Linked DNA regions of Homo sapiens: all the other regions are linked to region 1. A link is a contact called in ENCODE Hi-C data. All regions are on one chromosome and are shown on one strand. Each heading gives the region's core, a stretch centred on a gene start or an enhancer-like site at or near the end of the contact. The rest is flanking DNA. Distances are from core to core; before and after follow the strand shown. Region 1 holds the start of ZNF45 (zinc finger protein 45). Region 2 holds the start of ZNF793 (zinc finger protein 793). Region 3 holds the start of ZNF571 (zinc finger protein 571). Region 4 holds the start of ZFP30 (ZFP30 zinc finger protein).

What was found. A loop is a pair of places that touch in the nucleus more often than their neighbours do. Pooled maps may share reads with other maps.
Region 2: a loop to region 1 is called in a pooled map, with 13 times the contacts of the local background. The contact joins the promoter of ZNF793 here to the promoter of ZNF45 in region 1. A Hi-C loop is called at or near these places in 4 of 50 pooled maps.
Region 3: a pooled map shows a loop between it and region 1 (9-fold over the local background). The contact joins the promoter of ZNF571 here to the promoter of ZNF45 in region 1. A Hi-C loop is called at or near these places in 5 of 50 pooled maps.
Region 4: a loop to region 1 is called in a pooled map, with 12 times the contacts of the local background. The contact joins the promoter of ZFP30 here to the promoter of ZNF45 in region 1. A Hi-C loop is called at or near these places in 4 of 50 pooled maps.

Annotation. Positions count from the first base shown.
Region 1 is chr19:43,933,814-43,937,085 of GRCh38, forward strand. ZNF45 (zinc finger protein 45) reads right to left here and starts at 1,469. Exons shown (of 10, transcript NM_003425.4): 1 at 1,111-1,469; 2 at 613-881. ZNF45-AS1 (ZNF45 antisense RNA 1) reads left to right here. Exons shown (of 3, transcript NR_184050.1): 3 at 1-2,001.
Region 2 is chr19:37,505,193-37,508,464 of GRCh38, forward strand. ZNF793 (zinc finger protein 793) reads left to right here and starts at 1,747. Exons shown (of 8, transcript NM_001013659.3): 1 at 1,747-1,774; 2 at 3,073-3,211. ZNF793-AS1 (ZNF793 antisense RNA 1) reads right to left here and starts at 1,895. Exons shown (of 3, transcript NR_110723.1): 1 at 1,647-1,895; 2 at 654-848. RefSeq lists enhancers at 665-1,456, 1,457-2,248, 1,814-1,963.
Region 3 is chr19:37,593,178-37,596,449 of GRCh38, forward strand. ZNF571 (zinc finger protein 571) reads right to left here and starts at 1,615. Exons shown (of 4, transcript NM_016536.5): 1 at 1,564-1,615. ZNF540 (zinc finger protein 540) reads left to right here and starts at 1,699. Exons shown (of 5, transcript NM_001172225.3): 1 at 1,699-1,918. RefSeq lists enhancers at 576-1,257, 1,057-1,186, 1,257-1,306, 1,258-1,940, 1,537-1,736 and 2 more.
Region 4 is chr19:37,653,725-37,656,996 of GRCh38, forward strand. ZFP30 (ZFP30 zinc finger protein) reads right to left here and starts at 1,741. Exons shown (of 6, transcript NM_001320669.3): 1 at 1,696-1,741; 2 at 988-1,155. RefSeq lists a silencer at 1,697-1,886 and enhancers at 1,910-2,897, 2,297-2,346.

The DNA of each region.
Region 1 (3,272 bases), core at 219-2,718:
TTTTCTACATCCTGTACAGAGAACGTGCATCTCTATGATCAAAATATGAACTACTAATATTGCTTAAAATTAAATGAGAATTCTTTCAAAATTTTCTAAAGTCTAAACTCAACCTTGCTTTCAAAATCTTCTACAGTAAAATTCCAACCTCCCTCCCCAACTTGATCTCAAATGGCTCCTCTGCAGCCAGTTTCCTATGATTATTTATATGGATCATTTATCTATTTTATTTCCTAATTCTAAATTGGGATTTCAAACTGTGAGACCAAGGGTATTCAGATGTAAGGAACCCAAGTCTAGGACACAAATCCCACTGTTCTTACTAGCACTGTGATATAGGAAAGTAAATTAGGCTCTCTCCATTTCCTCATCTGTATAATTGGTGTAATAACAGTACCCATATCACAATACCCACATCACCTTTGTAAGGTGAACAGAACCCACAACACAAGGCCTTTGTGAAGGTTCAGTGTGTTAGTTTTTATAAAGCCCTCAGAGTGATACTCAGCACCCAATGTTTAACTAGTGTGACTAATATTCATGTCACATTTTCTCCAATTATACAATAACGGAACACTTCTGTAGCAGAAACATTTGCAAGGAATGAAATACCTTCTCGCACTCGGAACAGAAGAGGAAGGTGAATGCTAGGTCCTGTCACAGTGGGGCTCTGCTGCCAGAAGCCAGGATGCTCTCCTTCCTCCTCTCCCGCAGCATTCTTTCAGAAGTCAGGGCAGGGGAAGGAAAGGAGGCTGGGAGATTGCACGATCTTGTCTGAGATCCTGGAAAATCCACAGAGGATAACTCCAGACGCCACCTGTTGAGTGATGCACTCTTTCTTAAAAAACGGGTCAGGCATAGTCCAAGAACAGCCTCCTTTCCTGCAGGAATCAGAAAGAAGAGCCAGGCGCTTGCTGAAAAATGAATATTTTTTATTATGATAGTTTTAATATTAACGGCCGACATGTTGCCACATTCCTGTACTATTCCATACACATTTTACTTGTACTATATTACTAATTGTCAAAACAAATATATAAGGTTAATATTTCCTTTTGCAGAAGAGGAAACTAAGACCAGAAACTAAGCACCGAAAGATTAAGTTCTCACCCAACGTTACACCGCTAGGAAGCTACAGAGCTGTGGGAGGTGGGGGAAGGCGGGTCGGGCCGCTGAGAGCCCAGGAGATCCTCAGACGCCTCCCCATTCAGGTCCACTTCCAACCAGGGGACTCCCGAACCGCCCCGAACGCAGCAGCTCCGGATACAGTAAGGCAATCAGCTGCCCAGCCATTCAACTCCGCCCTCCGCTGCTCGCCGCAGCGTCTTTTCCTGCTGACCGAAGTGCGAGCCCTGCTGATCCTACGACCAAACCATAAAAGTTAAAACAGGTCGCGGGGTCCCAGGACTCACTCACTTCCACGAGAGGAATGAAGGCCGCGCTCTCAACCTCTTGCCGCGGAAGTGCCCGGGAGAGCAGGGAGCTCTGGAACTACATTTCCCAGCATCCCCGGGAGGAACGGAAGCCGCTGCCCCGCCCCCTGGGCGGAAGTGCGGGCTTCGACTCCCACGGCCGAATCTTATTTCTCAGAATCCCCAAGGGGAGCGGGCTTCGTGTTCTCGTCCTCAAATAGTCGAAGTACCACCGAACCCACTGAGCACTGGGGTATAGGTTCCTATTTCCCCAGGGGAGCAAATAACAAAGCCGCGCTTTCCCAGAGCTGAAGTGCCCCCAAAAGTCTGGACCACACGTCCCAGAATCCTCTGTAGGGCTGAGCTTCCCGCCAGCCTGCAATTTTCCTTTTGAATTAGCGGGGGGAGTCTAAGTCATTGCTTGTAGAGCTCAGCCTGCTTTTTCCTTTTGCCATTGTTCCCTTTTATACGTGACAGAAGTTGCGAATATGAAAAAAAAAAAGGAAAATACAAAGGAATGCTATGTGTGAGCTAAAAACAGAGGTAATAAAAGAGGTGGCCAGAGCCGCCCAGAGCAACAAGCCTTTTATAATATGGGTATGGATTCATCTGTGATTAAAAATGCTCAAAAAAGGAGATGCAATCATCCAGCAGGACATGAAACAAAAGCAGCAAAATTCTCCACTTTTCTTGCGCTTAGTTTTCTTTCATTCGCAGGATACTGAAGAAAGTATTATAGTATTGAATAGGCTCTATCCTATATAAAATCTTGAAAACATTCAGTTCAGATTAAGGAATCACATCACTTCTTGCTCTCAGAATCAGGAATCTGTAAAGGTGTCTTATGATTTGCCAAAGTGTCTATGAATATTCAGTAAGGAGAGGGAGGTGAAGTGAGGGATTAAGACATGAAGTGCAAAAAATACAGAAAGCTATACTATTCACTTTTCTCCTAGGTAGAAACTAAATATTTTTCCAAGTTTATTATGAAAGGGTAAAGAAGAAAAAATGGAAGTTGACTACATAGGAGTAGCTGTAAACATCTGAACAATGTTCAATTTAGGCTGAGGCAGGAGACCAGCAGGGCGTGATTCCAAGATCAGATAAGAAACCTGCTGAAACCAGCAAGTGATGGAAAGCAACCTGTAAGTTCCCTTTGCTACCTATCAGTATAAGACACTCCCACCAGCGCCGTGACGGTTTATAAATGCCATGGCAACACCTGGAAGTTACCAACCCCTTTTCTAGAGATTTCCGAGTAACTCACCCCTTAATTTGCATGTAATGAAAAGTTGGTATAAATATACCCAGCCAACAGCCCATATGCTGCTACTCTGGGCACACTGCCTGTGGGCTAGTCTTGGTCTGCAAGGAACAGTCACTGAGCTTTTAACACTGTTGATTCGATAAACCTGCTTTCTTCCGCTGCTGGCTTGCTGTTGAATTCTTTCCTGAGCAAAGCCAAGAAACTGCCCTGCATCAATGCCATTTCAAAATCTGGATAAGTACTCTCTCTACTTTAGTAAGAGGAAGAGAGAAATGTAATCACCCAATGGACTCATCTTGCCCACTGCCCAGAGAGAGCCAATTTATCAAGACAGGAATTGCAATAGAGAAAGAGTTTAATACACGTAGAGCTGGCTAAATGGGAGACCAGGGTGAAGACTGAACTCTGCCGTTTTTTCTTTTCTTACTCAAATTCCTATCTAAGGGTCTGGGGAGTCAAGCCCTCCAAACCATAAAGTCTCATGAGAGGGGTTTTAATTTAACCCTATATAATGTGACTTACTTTCCAACCTGTCATAACACCTCATGACGGATAAGAAAGGAAATCAAAATACTTCAACCCCAAATATGTTT
Region 2 (3,272 bases), core at 497-2,996, 6.4 Mb before region 1:
AGCATTTTAACACAGCATTGAAGTTATCTACTGATGCATAGCAAATTACCCTAAACTCAGAAGCTTAAAACAACAAACATGTAGTATCTTACACACTTTCTGAGGGTGAGGAATATAGGAGCTGCTATAGCTGAGTGCTTGTGACTGTGTCTCTCACGCAGTTGCAGTCAAACTATTGGCAGGGGCTGCTGTCATCTCAAGGTTTGACTGGGGCTGGGAGATGTGCTTCCAAGGGTGATACACTTGGTTATAGGAAGGCCCCAGCTACTCCCAGGCTATTGGGTGGAGGGCTTAGTTCCTTGCTACCTGGGCCTCTCCATAGGCTGTCTCGGTATCCTCATGACATGGCAACTAACTTCTCTCAAAGTGGGGGCAGCAGCCTTTAAGACAGAACTCAAGGTGCCATTTATTATATTTAATCTCAGCAGTGACATCTATCACTGCTACTGCATTCTATTAGTCTCACAGTCCAACCCTGGTACAATGTGGGAGGGAACTACATAAGAGTGTGAATAGTAGGAGGTAGGAATCATTGGGAAACATTTTGAGGTCAGTTATTGTATCAGTTGCTAGGATGACCAGTTGGAATTAGGATTTTTTTAAAAAGCCATTTTCATAAGACAAGGCAATCTTTTCTAGAGATGTTCCAATACCTGTGATATGCGGAGCACTGCGCTAGGTGGTATTCAAGGCAGGCCTGTAGTGAATGCTGTTGGACCCAGCCACCACCCCTGAGCAATCATATGCAGACCGCTGGCTTCTTAACTGCAGACACCTACAGACTCAGCCTAAGACTTTCCCACGAGGCAGGCTCGAAGTGCTGGAGCTTTAACACCTCTGGAGTGGCCCTAAAACAATTAGGAAGAGAGATGGTGTAGACATATGTAAGCTTCATCGGCCTGGTGGTTGTGAAAACTTGGAAGTGGTTTCTACACAATCCCCCAGAGGTCCCAAGCTGACTGAGCCCTCATTGATCCAGAGCTAATCTGCTCACCTATGCACTGTATATTCGTTCCCATCGCTCCCGTCTCACTTCTCCATCCCCCACCTACCAAATAAACTGCTTGCACTCATTCTTTCCTCAGGTCGGCTTCTCGGGCAAGCCTCCTTAGGTAAAAACCTTGCTTTCAACATTTCCTTTCCATTATGCGCTAAGAACTCTGATCTCTTCCCGCTGCGGCAGCCCCGCCCTTTCCTTGCGGCTCCGCCCTTTCCGTGAAGTCACGCCCGTCCTTAGGCTGTCTCTGTCTCCCTAAGAGCGAGTCTCTTCGCTGCTCTCTAACTCCTAGAGCTGGCTCAGAAAGAGTTTCACATTGCCATAGGGGAGCTCCTAGGAGAGGCTGCACCCATTGCACGTAAGAAGCGGTAAAAATGTACGCGGCCATCTTACCAGGCTGCCGGAGACAAAGAAAGCTCAGCTTTGATGTCTGGGCGCCACCATGTTGGCCACAGGAGGTTTTGGCATCTGAGATGCTGAGTTAAGAGCAGAGACGACATCTCTGTTTAGGGATCCAGGGACACTTCCTTCTCCTTGTCCTAAAATAGCCTTATCTTTTGGTCTAGCAAAGGGCTTAATCATCCGTTTTACGGCACAGTTTTAAACATGGCCGCCCCAGGTAGGAGTCAAGTGGGCGTCGCCATCATACCTCCAATTACAGCTTTGAGAAACCCAGAATCCTGTTCACTGGAAGGTTGCCGGGTGGCGGCTGACAGCCTCAAAGTCGCAATTGAGTCTGCGCACCGGCCATTCAGGATGGGACGACCTTATACCGCGGTGAGGCGGCGTGGCAGGACGACCAATTTCAGATTCAGGGCGCGGATGCAGCATAAATGGGAAGGCACGGTTTGAGAAACGGTCAAACCTGGGACTAGTGGAGGATAGTGAGCTGCCGACTACGGTGGCCGACTGGGTCAGCTATGGGTGCCCGTGAGGGTCAATGACAAGGGAACTGAAGGGTTAAGAGATTCGGCGTCTGAGCCTCGCGGGGCCTCAGTGGTGGCGGACAGAGGTTTGCGGGAGTCAGTGGCACGGTCTCTGAAGAAGATGGATTGGGAGTGTGTGGGAATCAATAAATGCGAGTTCTGTGAAATGTCTTGATTTTCAGGGTGCATGGGGTCAGTAATAGTGGTCTTCATGGGTCTGGGGTCAGTTGGGATTTTTCAGACACTGGTTTAGAGATCTTTAAGGTTAATGATCGGAGCCCGAGAGGATCAGTGATCGGAGGTTCTAAGTTCTGTGGGCAGTAATAGTTTGGGTACTGGAATTGGTGATTGTGGAAACTTTGGGGTTCAAATGAGGGAGGTCAGTGGTGATGAATGTTTGGAGAAATGTTTTGGGCCATCGGTGATTGAGACTTACTTCATATCATCGGTGGAGGATCGGAGAGTATTAACGATTGGACTTTTGTAGATCAGGGAATGGAGAATAGAGTCAAGTGTGCTTATCTTAAAGGTACGCCTCAATGAGGCTCAGTGATTCGGACTGTCACTTGTGGGTGGGAGTGGGACTGTGAGAATCAACAATTGATCCTCAGTCGTTGGGATATCATTGGCAATCAGTGTGGATTCATGATTGGGGGCTGTGTAATTTCACTGGCAATCAGATCGGATCGGTGTTCTTTGTAGTTACTGACCTGTAGTCTCTCCTGGTCAGATTTGAACATAGGGGAATATCAGTGACTATGAAAACCTCTGAGGGTTGGAGATTGGAGGCCAGTGATTGGGGGCACTATGCGTGTCTGATTAGGAGACTTATAGGGGTTGGTGTTGAGGGTCCTGAAATGTGGAGATTGGGGATGGGAAAATCACAGATTTGAGGCTGCAAGCCTGCATAGCGGGAACACATTTCACTCAGGTGACACTCCCTAGCTGAATAGCAGCCAGTTCCTCTCCACCAAGGCCCATCTGAAAACTCTTTTTTGAACCCACACCCTTTTTATTGTTCTCTACAATAATGAAAATAATTTGAAAGGATCGCGTGCTAAACTTATCTAAAGTAACATGTTACTAAAGACGTGGCTTCTATTCTTGTTAGGGATCTAATGCATATTTTTTCCTAATGTTTCCTTTAAGGCTCTTTCTGGCAAAGGTAATGACATACGCATCTGTGCCAGCATCCCAAGAGTGAGGCTGGTTTCTGGAAATCCATTCTGACTCTGTGACAGCGGGGATGGATGTGACCTTGCCCGTGGTTAGAAAACAAATTTACTGAGTAAGTATCTAAAATGATAATGTAGGCTGTGTGCAGTGGTTCATGCCTGTAATCCCAGCAC
Region 3 (3,272 bases), core at 365-2,864, 6.3 Mb before region 1:
TCCTTTTTGGTAATATATGCTTATAAGAGGATAAAATACAATTTTGAAATACTATAGGAAAAAACGGGGAAGGATTGATACAAAGGTATTTACAAATGTTTTTAATTACAGCTAGGTGTTGAACATGTTGGGGTTCGTATTATTCTTTAGCCTGCTTGAAAACATCCACAATAAAGTTAAAATTTTAAAACTCTTCAAATTTCCCCCAGAAAGTACAGTTATTTTTCATCAAAACCTTAGACCAGGCCAGGCGCGGTGGCTCACGCCTGTAATCCCAGCACTCTGGGAGGCCCAGGCGGGTGGATCACGAGGTCAGGAGATCGAGACCATCCTGGCTAACACGGTGAAACCTCGTCTCTACTAAAAACACAAAAAATTAGCCGGGCATGGTGGCGGGCGCCTGTAGTCCCAGCTACTCGGGAGGCTTAGGCAGGAGAATGGCGTGAACCCGGAAGGCGGAGCTTGCAGTGAGCCGAGACCGCACCACCGCACTCCAGCCAGGGCGACACAGCGAGAATCCGTCTCAAAAAGCAAACAAACAAACAAAAAAATCTTAGACCAGAAAGGACTGCTGTATCATTGGGTGGAAAGGAGAGGTGTAGTGTGGCTGGGGAGTAGAGCTAAACTGATGATCCCATCCCCGCAGCATCATTTATGGGGTGCCTAAGGACCAGTCACTAGCATGGCTGGTTCTTCCTTAGGAAGATGTTGCTGGAGGTAGAAAACGTTTCGGAAAGGAAGAAATTTGAGGTTAGAAAGAAAACAGGAACTTCACACAAGACTTTCAGAAGTGCGATATTCTTTTCCTCTGGGTGCCTCTCTTGGAAAACGCAGAACCGAGAAAAGAAATAAGCATCATAGAACATCAGAGCTCTCGGAGCAGACGAAACAATTTAGGATAACACCAACCTCTAGAAAGGGATTAGTCTTCCCCACAGGGCTGTCAAGCTAGAATAGGACATCTTTAACAGTGGTCTTCTTCCTAAGACACTTCCAGGGGTAAAGCCTCACCATCAGGGAAACTTCAAAAAGAGCCTCTTACTCTGCAAAGAAACTGCAGCAGCTGTAACCGCACGATTCTCAGCTGGCTTAATGATGTCCGTGTCACACGAGGAGTACTGCGGCCCGGGAGGGGCCAAGCGCTAGGAGCATTAACAGGCGGCAGGTGAGCCCACCCCGCGGCCGCACAAGCGCACACGCACACGTCCAGGGCGGAGGAACACTACTAGTAACACCCGCCTCCTTCTAGCCTCCCTATCCCAAAGTTATGGTGCCGATTTTGTCCGCGGCAGGGGCTCCAGGGGCACACTCATAAATTCGGTGCGGAGGAACACAACTAGCAGCACCACACCCCCGCCACTGCCAGAACCAAAGTGACGGTGCCGACACCCCTCCGCAAGCGCAAGGCCGACTTCCATAAGTAATTAGCCAGAGCACCGTCCCGTTCCTGTCAGCACCGAGCCCCAGCCAGGACACCGGTATTCCCAGCACCATACAAGAACTACTTTTTCGATGAAGCAACCCAAAAGCTGCGAGCGGTTCCCGGTGAGGCCGCCCACTCACCTGGCCGGCGCAGACAAGCTCCGTGCGTCAAGACATAACAGCGTAAGTGTACGACGTTGCGCAGCGACGCGGGGGCCTTCGGGAAATGTAGTCTACAACTGGAAACCGGCCGGATCGTGTCTGCGCAGGCCCAGCAGCTAAGATCGGGTCCGGCGCTCCAGAACAGAACGATCCCTGAGGCTCCCTTGCTCGAACTGTGGGACTTACCCTACTATGGTCCGAGCCTACCCTATTTCATTATACTCAAGTAACGCCCCAGAAATTCCAGAGAATCTCACACAAAGAGGTTGAGTCTTGCCGTGGTGCCTTCAGGGGAATGTCATCCCGGGCTAGAAGAGCTGCAAAAGGCTGTCAGGTAAGGTCTGGATTTCTCTCTGACAGCTCTGGCCGTGACGCAGTGGCCACGATACCGGGTTGCTGCTCAACGGGGTTCGGAAGTGTGACGCATTCTTTGCGGCCATGTGTGTGTGTGTGCGTGTGTGTGTGGGTCTGTGCGCGCGCGTGTCCGAGTGTCCTCTGTGGGTGCAGAGTGGGTAGTGGCCATGCCTGTGTGATGTGCGTCAGATTATGCTTGAGGCTATTAGTGGCGCATTTAGTATTGTGTGCGGAAGGGTCTTGGGAATGGTTTGATTATAGCTTTGAGGGTGACTGATGTCTGTTTAATCAGATTCAGCCTGCGACTGAGTATCTTATAACCTGTAAGAAATTGATTTTTCTTTGCATGGTCATGAATTTAAAATAGATTCCCATGAAATTATATAAATGTAGTGAATGATTCATTGAGAGTTCGCCTGTGGCAGTGAATGTGGGGAAAGAAGTGTGTGAGCATAATATGGTGAGAATGAGCACGATTGTGTGCAGCGCTGTATTATAGTGATATCTCCTGGCTTCAGTTTTCTCACCTGTAAAGTGAGGGTGTCAGTCGTGTAACGCTTTGGAACAATGCTTTTTAATAGGAATTTCTGCAAAACTGAGTTCCATTTTTTATATCTGTGCTCTCCAATATAGTAGCCACTAGCTACATATGGCTATTGAGAAATTGAAATGTGGCTGGTTTGACTGAGGAACGAATTTTTTAAATTGTGTTCAATTTTAATAAATCTAAATGTAAACAGCTATATATGGCTAATAGTCTTCCTATTGAACAGTACAACCTGGAGCATTAATTTGCCTTCAAGATTTGAAGGGGGTAAAAACTTAATTCATCTAGCAAATATTTGAAAATGAAATTCTTAAAACTTCCTTAAATTTTTTTTTAAATTTGAGATGATTGTAGATTCATATGAGGTTGTAAGAAATAATAGAGACATTGTGTGTTATCTTCAACTTAGTCTTCTCCAATGACAACATCTTGCAGGACTGTAGTATAATATGACAACCAGGATGTTGACATTGATAGTCAAGATAGATCATTTCCATCACCTCGAGGATCTGTTGTGTTGCCCTTTTATAGACAAATGCACTTTCTTCCCTCTTGTTTGAAGATATTCGCGTCAACATTAATGATAATGTAGGCATACCTCATTTTATTGTGCATCATTTTATTGCACTTTGCAGATACTGTATTTGTTTGTTTTAAAGAGACAGGCTCTCACTGTCTCACCCAGGCTGGAGTGCAGTGGTGCAGTTATAGCTCACTGCAGTCTCGAACTCCTGGGTTCAAGGGATCCTCCAGCTGGCCCACAAAGCCTGAAATATTTATTATGTGG
Region 4 (3,272 bases), core at 491-2,990, 6.3 Mb before region 1:
CTTATACAACTCTGATAATACCATGAAATGATAGACTTCCTCGCTCCACTGAAAAAATTAACCATTTACAAATACATACAACAATTCTGTATATAATCTTAAAATATCTTTGTTGCCCTGAAAGCTCATAAACAGAGTCCAAGGACTTATGTTACCAATCCCTGTTCTGGTCCACTGCAGGGTCTGGCTCATTTTCCTGCTTGCAAGCATCCATCATAATTACCTTCACATTTGCATTGGTCTTGGAAATACACAAAGCTGATAGGAAATGACTGAGCATCATCATTTTAATACCAGTAGCTAGTATGAATTAAGGACTCACTATGTGCCAGGCACTCTCCTAAGAGCTTCACAAATATTAATTCATGTAATCTTCAAAACAACACCGTAAAGTATACACTATTACAATTCTGAGGAAATTGAAGCACAGATTGCTTAAACTCGTTCAGATTTAAGTGGCAGTCAGGATTCAATTCCACTTAATCTAGGCTCGAAATTCTTAACCACTACACTACACCTCCCTCAGTCGATCCAAGATATACCCAAAATAAACTCATGCTGCCAGACCTCAAACCACATCTGGCTGGTACCAAAAACTTCCACTCATGAATTTCCTGGAAAAAAAGAAATCTCCACTCCTACCCCAGAACCATTAAACATATCTAAACCCTAAAAAACAAATAAAAACAAAGTATGAACATTAATCTCCAGCACGGGTATTTCCATATCATCAAGATCCTTAGAAAAACAGCGCTCACAGAGTAATTGAATTTGCAGCCTACAGTTAACTAACCATGTGTCTAACTATAGAACAGCATGAAGTGGGCACTAACAACGGGAAATCTATTAATTAGGTCCCCTGCCGTTAACTAGGTAGGGAAATCCTAAGGCCCAAATCAATGAATAAATAGATCATTCCTAAGCAGGATTTTAAACGGAAGGAACTCGAATGCATTTCACAGAAACAAAGCAGCAGCACGAACTCACAGGGAACCGGCTTTTAGAAGAGCAGCAGCGATTCGTTTCTCCTTCTCAAGCGCCTTCTCTGGAAACTGGCAGGGCTGGGGAAGCAGGCAGAGTTCAGGACACCCCAGGCTTTTCTTGACTCGATTGGAACCCACCCTCCACGCTTCCCTGGCCCCAACTAACCGCCACCTGCATGCACAAATGGAAACGACAGGGCAGAGGGTCAGCAGTCACCCGCGTCTGGGTTCGCAGCTCCGGGTACGCTGTAGTTCCGCACCCGGTTGCCCACGCCCGGGACCACCCACTGTGTCTTTTCGGAACTGTCCAGCGTGTCCTCCTAGACCCCAGACACCCACCCCAAATCTAGGTCCCAGCGTTTTGCAGGGGACCTTCATCCTGGGGCGTTCACCTCTGACTTCCCTCTTGGGCCTTTTCGCTACGGCCGAGCCTAAGTGGCTGAAGCGCGGACGAGGATGCGCGGGGCCTCGGTCTCCAACTGCACCACAGGCCGCACCCACGAACCTGGTCCGGCACAGTTACTACCGCCCGGGCCTCCAGGCCTCAGGGCTGCAGAAGCTCAGTCCCGGGAAAAAAAGCACACCGGCCTGAGGCTCCACAGGAACCTTTTCTCCACCTTGGCCCGGCCTGCAAAACCTGGCCCACTCCGCGCTCTTTTCCCTCAGAAAAGCAGCGGCCACAGTGGCGCCCGGCTCCCAGCCCCAGCCTCACCCGACTCAGAGGATAGCCCAGCCCTGGGAGTCAGCGGCGCCAGAATACGGGAGAGCGCCTGTCTCCGTCGCGAATGCGCTAGCGCGCGGGGGGGCGGAGGCAAGTCCCGCAGCTGCTCCGGGCCGGGAGGGGCGCGTGGGGCCGGGTCTCGGCGGGGATAGTCGGGCCGGGGAGACGGAGCCAGAGGGGCCGCAGTGTCCCTCGCCTCAGGCCTCTACCTGTAATGGCCGCCCCGTGACTGACCAGTGCCATTAAAGATAATCCAGGCCTGCTCCCCTGTGGACACTGCGGTCCAAAATTTAAAAAAACAATATTCCGCCTTTTTATTTTTCATTTGGTTCTCGGCTCGGAGACAGGCGGAGGCTGCGAGCCCCGCCCCGCCCCCAGCGACGCCTCACCGGAACCTTTGGAAATCGGCTTCTGCCTCGAGTGCGCAAGCGCGCGGGGGGCGAACGCTGGGGCCCTTCAGGGAGCAAGGGAGAAGTGTGGGGCCGCACCTGCCGAGGGGTCGGGAGGTTTGGAGGAGGGTGGAGGTTGGCTACAGGATCCCGATGGGGATGGAGTGTTCAAATCTAGGCCTGTAGCCGTGACCCTGGCGTGAGTTGGATGGAGGAAACCCCAGTATCGCGAGCCTGGACCAAGGCGCGGCGCGTGCTGCCTGTGGTGTTTGCTGAGTGACGGCCGCCGCGCCCCCGCGTACCTGGACCGAGTGCCTGGCCGCTGGCGGAGTAGTGTTTCCGTGCACGGGGCTGCTGCGTGCGCGTGTGCCGTTCTCTAGCGGGGGATTAGGATGGTGCCGCAGAGAAGGCTGCGCGGTGGTGCCTGACTCTGACGCTGGCTGTAGCGGGTCTCTGGGGTCTTTGCGGTTTGTGTCTGCGTTTGTGACGTACCTGACATCGGATCTGTGACTGTGGCTCTGCCTCATCCAGCGTTATTTCCAGAATCCTTCTGATAGGGCAGCGCTTCTGGTTCTGGTTTTCCATGGAGACGGTTTGTGGGTCCCTATGAAACTGAGTGTTGGGATTTTGATTATCTGCATCTGGCCCTTGTGTGCCCTCAGGACTGTGGTGTTAGGCAAGTAAAATAATTGCAGGAAAAAAAATTGGAAAGGAATAAGGTTGCTATTACTTCCAAATGATGGAATTGTAGGACTGTGTCAGAAAATTGAATAGGACACCATGAAACGGGAGGGAGAGGCATTTTATTTTCTTCCATACCTGGTCTTGGAATATTCTAACAAATGAGATTTGTTTTTTCCCCTTTGTTCCTGGATGAACTCTTGGATAAATTCAATGTCTCCAAGCATTCTTGGATAGTAAGTTTCTTTGATCTTTAGTTGAAAGATCAGCCTCATTTTCGTAGCTAAAAATACCTTTAGTAATAAAAATGTTCATTGTAATACTTCATTTAAAATATTTAAAACTTTCTTCTTTCTCCTTGATCTCTTCCAGATATCTCAAGTTTTGGTTAAGTGAATATGTGGAGTATATGTACTAATTACGTCAATTATTTTCTCTTTAAAACCAAGTACATTTCTTACATGAGTTTGTTTATCAAGGATTTATTGGTTTTCTTTG